2 separate regions of the Homo sapiens genome follow, and region 2 is linked to region 1. A link is a contact called in ENCODE Hi-C or POLR2A ChIA-PET data. All regions are on one chromosome and are shown on one strand. The core of a region is the stretch at or near the end of the contact, and the rest is flanking DNA. Distances in the headings are between cores, read along the strand shown.

Evidence for each region. A loop is a pair of places that touch in the nucleus more often than their neighbours do. ChIA-PET counts read pairs that join two places held with the same protein, here RNA polymerase II (POLR2A). Pooled maps may share reads with other maps.
Region 2: a pooled map shows a loop between it and region 1 (2.2-fold over the local background). The contact joins two enhancer-like sites. A Hi-C loop is called at or near these places in 1 of 50 pooled maps. POLR2A ChIA-PET finds 5 or more read pairs at or near these places in 2 of 52 experiments (HepG2 and WTC11).

Annotation. Positions count from the first base shown.
Region 1 is chr16:50,496,152-50,499,183 of GRCh38, reverse strand. No RefSeq gene overlaps it. Among named protein-coding and RNA genes, the nearest start is that of NKD1, 51 kb to the left of the region's middle. Within about 2 kb of position 1,408, at least 2 of the 41 ENCODE cell types and tissues checked have a DNase peak (open chromatin) inside an H3K27ac peak, as active enhancers do.
Region 2 is chr16:50,590,831-50,593,530 of GRCh38, reverse strand. The region is part of intron 3 of NKD1 (NKD inhibitor of Wnt signaling pathway 1); the gene reads right to left. Among named protein-coding and RNA genes, the nearest start is that of NKD1-AS1, 21 kb to the left of the region's middle. Within about 2 kb of position 1,315, at least 11 of the 41 ENCODE cell types and tissues checked have a DNase peak (open chromatin) inside an H3K27ac peak, as active enhancers do.

The sequences.
Region 1 (3,032 bases), core at 159-2,658:
TGTAAATGGTTAACTCAATGCAGAAATGCCCCTTGTCACCGTGGGGTCTTTGTTGAGGAAATTGTAATCCTTCAAGTGTGGCCTCCCAGAGTCTGGGAAAAAAATGTTCCCAGCTAAAAGTAGCTACACCAGAGGGTCCCAGCCAAAGTCCAACTCTAGGTTGGCAGAATTCTTGGATGGCTTGGAATTCCTGCTGGCCAAGGTTCCACTGGCATGGAAGTGTTTACACTCACGTCAAATTAGTTCTCCCACGCCTTCCAGAGCCTCAGCCCATATTTGGGATGGAAAGGGGAAAATGATTCCCAGGGGAGATTCAAAAGCATCAGAAAAATTCCTCAGGGGCCGAGGCTTCTCCGTGTGGCTTGGGGCTCTGAGCAGGGTCTCTCATACCTGGACCCCGTGCCAGCAGGGCAGCCAAGCCAGGAGCACATGAACCCCCTCACACACTAATTCAGAAGGAAGGCATTTCTGCAGTGACCCTTGGGAGACCCAGAACAGATCCATAGCCAAATGAAGTGCAAGAAACAGGAAAGAAGAAAAGATCTAACTTGCGTTTCTGTCTGTTGAAAGTAGGCTTTTCTTCCTCCCTTCTAGAAGATGCTATGTGATTGGAGTGCCTTTAGCCGCGAGAAGCAGAAAACCCAGTAAAAGCGTCTTTGCAGAAAGGAAAGCTCCCGGAAGACTGTGTAGAGTGTACCCTTTTTGTGAGGCTCAAAAGCAGGCAAAACAAAGCAATACGTTGTCTGGATATACATTTACATGTGATAAAACTATACAAACCCATACAAGGGAATGAGAAACACAGAATTCAGGACCGTGCTTATCTTAGGGGCAAATGCAGGGAGGTGGTCATGGGGCCAGTTCGAGAGGAGCACATATGGAGGAGTAATCACTATTGGCAATATTCTAGTTCTTGAGTTGAGTGATGGGTTCATGGGTGTTCGTTATTTTAATAAATATCCCAGTGGCATGTCATGAATCAAGGCTCATGATTAATCCAGTTCTGTCTACCTAAGATCTATTTTTAAAGGGGAACTCAATAACAGCCAACACTTGTACACCATTTCCTGCGTGCCAGGCACTGTTATAAGCCCTTCACATATATAAACATGTTTACACCTCCTAGCAGCCTTATGAGTTGGGTCTTATTTTATGTCCACTTTCCAGATGAAGAAACCAAGGCAAGACAGGTTAAGCATCTGCCCAAGGTCACACAGCAGGCAATTAGGCTTCAGAGACCTCCTTCATAGCTGTTGCAAAATAGGAATGTTAGTCACATCATATAACTGCAAGCCCAGAGACAGAGCTGTTGTGGGGTGGGTTTGTTCTGTGGTTCAGGTGACATCATCAAAGATGCTGTCCTCACCATGTCCACCAGGTCCCCCCGCCGCTAGTCATACTGCACTTGCAGTCTTTGCAGACAATCCCACACAGTTCAGCAAAATGAGGCATTTCCTCTCATGTGCTGTTTCATTGGTGAGGAATTCCTTTCCCAGATCCTAGCTTGGAGACTTCCCCTTGGAGCCATTGACCAAGCCGAATCTCATGTCCAGACCCAAACCAATCATTGACCACCATAATGGGCTTTGAGCATTCACAGTTCACCCCCCTGAGACTGCAGGGATGAGTGGGAACAGTCAGGGGTGTTTGCCTCTAATTAGGGTTCCCCTGCATGGGCTATGAGAAGAAAAGACGGTTGACTCTGCTGGACTGGGGGCTCCCTAAACAGAAACCATGTCTAAGTCATCCTGCCCTCCCTGTCCCCCACGCCCAGTCAAGGCCCATCAAATAGTAGGCATCCATTCTACTGGACAGGCCAGTCCTGGGGCTTGTCATGCTCACAGTCTCCTCCTGAAAAAAGAAGAGACCATCTGTCCCTGGAGCCCAGGTGGCTTATATCTGTCCAGAGGTGATTGGTTGAGAGTCAGTCACCTGACCTAAGAGAAGTTATGTCACAGGCTAGCCAAGATCCTATGGTATATCTTGATACAAAGATCTCCTTCCCAACCAGGATGGGTGGTTTAGTGGGTGTCTTAACCCAGATTCCATATCAGTCAGCTTTGCATTGTTAGAAAGGAATACCTGAGGCTGAGTTATGTATAAAGAAAATAGGCCGGGTGAGGTGGCTCACATCTGTAATCCCAGCACTTTGGGAGGCTGAGGCGGGTGAATCACTTGAGGTCAGGAGTTCAAGACCAGCCTGGCAAACATGATGAAACCCCATCTCTACTTAAAAAAAAAATACAGAAAAGAAAAATAAAATAGGTTTATTTGTCTCACAGTTCTGCAGGCTGTACAAGCATGGCACCCACATCTATTTCTGGTGAGAGCCTCAGGAAGCTTACAATCATGGCAGAAGGTAAAGGGGAAGCAGCCATGTTATACGGTAAGAGAGGAAGAGGTTCCAGGTGCTTTTTAAACAAACAACTCTTGCGGGAACTGGTAGAGTGAGAACTCATTCATTACCACAAGGACAGCACCAAGCCATTCATGAGGGATCCACCCCCATGACCCACACACCTCCCAGACCCACCTCCAACATTAGAGGTCACATTTCTGGGTTTGTTTTTTTGTTTGTTTGTTTGTTTGTTTGTTTTGTTTTGTTTTGTTTTGTTTTTGAGACGGAGTCTCGCTCTGTCGCCCAGGCTGGAGTGCAGTGGCGGGATCTCGGCTCACTGCAAGCTCCGCCTCCCGGGTTCACGCCATTCTCCTGCCTCAGCCTCCCAAGTAGCTGGGACTACAGGCGCCCGCCACTACGCCCGGCTGATTTTTTGTATTTTTAGTAGAGACGGGGTTTCACCATTTTAGCCGGGATGGTCTCGATCTCCTGACCTCGTGATCCGCCCACCTCGGCCTCCCAAAGTGCTGGGATTACAGGCGTGAGCCACCGCGCCCGGCCTGTTTGTTTGTTTTTTGAGACAGCGTCTTGCTCTGTCACCCAGGCTGGAGTGCAATGGCGCGATCTCGGCTCACTGCAACCTCCGCCTCTGGGGCTCAAGCAATTCTCCTGCCTCAGCCTCCCAAGTAGGTGG
Region 2 (2,700 bases), core at 66-2,565, 94 kb before region 1:
ACCCCAGGACATCTTCTTTCTCTCTGTTGACTTTGGTGAGATGTGAGCTGAGAGCCTGACCCTACTGAGAGCACTTTACCACCTCACAGAGAAATTCTAGCTATGAAAAAAGCTAATACCCAGGAAAACAGAGCCACGAGGGGATGCAAAAGGGGTCCTGACATCATTTGAGCCCCTGGATCAAATGGTGCCTGAAGCTAGTACCTCCCCTACATTTTTCAATGACGTGGACCACAAAATCTCCCCTTTTGGCTTAAGCCAGGGTGAGCTTATTCTCCTCATAAGCCAGTGAGTGAGTCCTGCTCACTCGCTCCTCCTCACCCTTGCCACCTGGGCATGAGGCTGGGCAGAGTCTATGCTCAGAGAACATGTTTAATTTCACTAAGGAGGATGGTGTGGGGCGATGGGAGAGCCTGAGCTCTCCAGTCAAGCAGGCACAGTTCCCGGCCCCACTCGGTTCCATCCTCGTTCCAAGTCCTTGCACAACAAACTCTCCATGAGCCTTGGTTTCCCTATTTGTGAGATAAACATAGGTACTTATACCTGGACTGCCCATATAATGCTAGTGCCTTAACCAGGACACTTTAGAGAGACAAAGGGAGTGCTGTTCATACCCAGGTTGGGAGAGACTGGAACTGCCCTGGGTAAAGGGACCAGGGATGCCGTCCCTACAACTGACCCTGCCTGTCTCCACCCGCTTCTGCACTAGCCCTCCCCCACAGCCCATGCCTTCAATTCCGCCCCCTCCCCCTCCCCATCACCACCCTCTGTGCAGGATGCTCCCCTACTCGCTGCTTCTCGCTGCCTCCTAATTCATTCTTCCAGTCTCAGAGAAGCCATCCCTGGAGCCCCGGGCTCTGTGCGGGCCCCACTCTGCATCCTCCTTGCAGCCTTTGGCGCTCTGTGAGACAACTACTTGTGGCTTGCAGGCTCCCCAGCCGGCTAAACTCGTTGAGGACAGGGTCCGTACATTTCTCCCTCATTACTGAAGGCCCTTACAGAGCTGGCATGGTGCCTGGAAAACGACACATAAAATAGCAGACAAAAAAGGACACCGCTAACCCTCTCTTCCTCCTCTCTGCAGGCTCTGTATTTTCTCTGTGCATCGATAAAACCATCCTGGCTGCGATGCCAGGCAGGGACAAGTGAAACTATGAATCATGGAGTGGGGAGGGCATGGGGCAGGGCTAGGACCCACCCCCAGTGGGCCCAGGACATGCTGGCAATGTTCTCAGAGCCAGTGACTTGGGGACAGTGGCCTTAGAAGGCCCCGCCCAGTCCAGCAGCCCCCAGGCGGCGGCAGCAGCAACGCGCTGGCCTTGGGACAGCTTTCATTGATCCAAGGCCAATGTGGACTGGACCTGAGCCGGCTGCCTATTCCAGCATCCAGCCCTGGCCCCTGCTCAAAACACAGGCCTGGCGTCTCCCTGTGGCCTTAGCCAGCTCTGTCCTCAGCGGCAGCCAAGTCACTGCCCAGAATGCAAATGGGGCAGGTGCAATGGGCTTCTCCAATCTGAGACCAAGGCCATCACATCCCACACACAGCCCAGGTTGTTCCACACACAAGCAGACAGGGTCCCCTTGGGTTGCTTGGCCCCCGCCCACACAGCTTTCCTGCCTATCCCCGGGCAGCCACCCCACCTATTTCTTGGTTCAGCCAGGCATATAGCCTGAGGTCAATTACCTGGAGAACGCATTGCCACACCAGCTCCCTGGCTCGCACCCCAGCCCAGGTGGCGCACGCTCATTTTATTTTCACAGGGCCCCTTCCTGGCTCCACAGCCTTCACTGGCTCCGTGCTTCAATCAACTCAAAACCCTCTGAAGTCTTGCTGTAGCTTCTCAGTCCAGCTCACTGGGAAACAAATGGTTATGGTAGGGAAAAATGCTAGCCTGGGAGCTGGGTGGTCTGCCTCAGTTTCCTCATCTGTACAAAAAGAGGAAGCATGGCAAGAGGGTATCTCCAAAGACTTTACTGCTACAATAGAGCATGACTCCACAGGCTCAGGAGAGGGCCAATTCAGCCAGGCCCCAGGCTCCGTTCCTCCTCTGCTGTCTTCAGGCCACCCAGAAGGGCCACTGCCCACTTGCAAAGCCAATGATCCGTCCTCAGTACCGTCTGTCTCAGGAGGCAAAAGTATTTTGAGGAGAAGGAAAGAAAAGTGTGGATGTGAATGCTTCCCTCAACTCTGCATCAACCCAGCACCCAACCCTCCCAGCGCCAGACACCCTGCCCACAGGGGAGCCACAGTGGCTACAGATGGAGAGAGAAGCGCAGCTCACAGGCTGAGGAACAAACGGCAAATATCTACCTGCATGGAACACCAGGAAGGACCCCATCAGCCTCAGCCTAACAGTCAGTACCTCAAAAAAGAATTATCAGGTTAATTTAAAAAGAGGCTTCATTCTGGCCGGGCACAGTGACTCACACCTGTAATACCAGCACTTTGGGAGGCTGAGGCAGGCAGATGACTTGAGGTCAGGAGTTCGAGACCAGCCTGGCCAACAAGGTTAAACTCCGTCTCTACTGAAAAAAAAAAATAGCTGGGCATGGTGGCAGGCACCTGTAATCCCAGCTACCAGCTACTCAGGAAGCTGAGGCAGAAGAATCACTTGAACCTTGGAGGTGGAGGTTGCAGTGAGCCGAGATTGTGCCACTGCACTCCAGCCTGGGCAACAAAGTGAGACTCCATCTCAACAA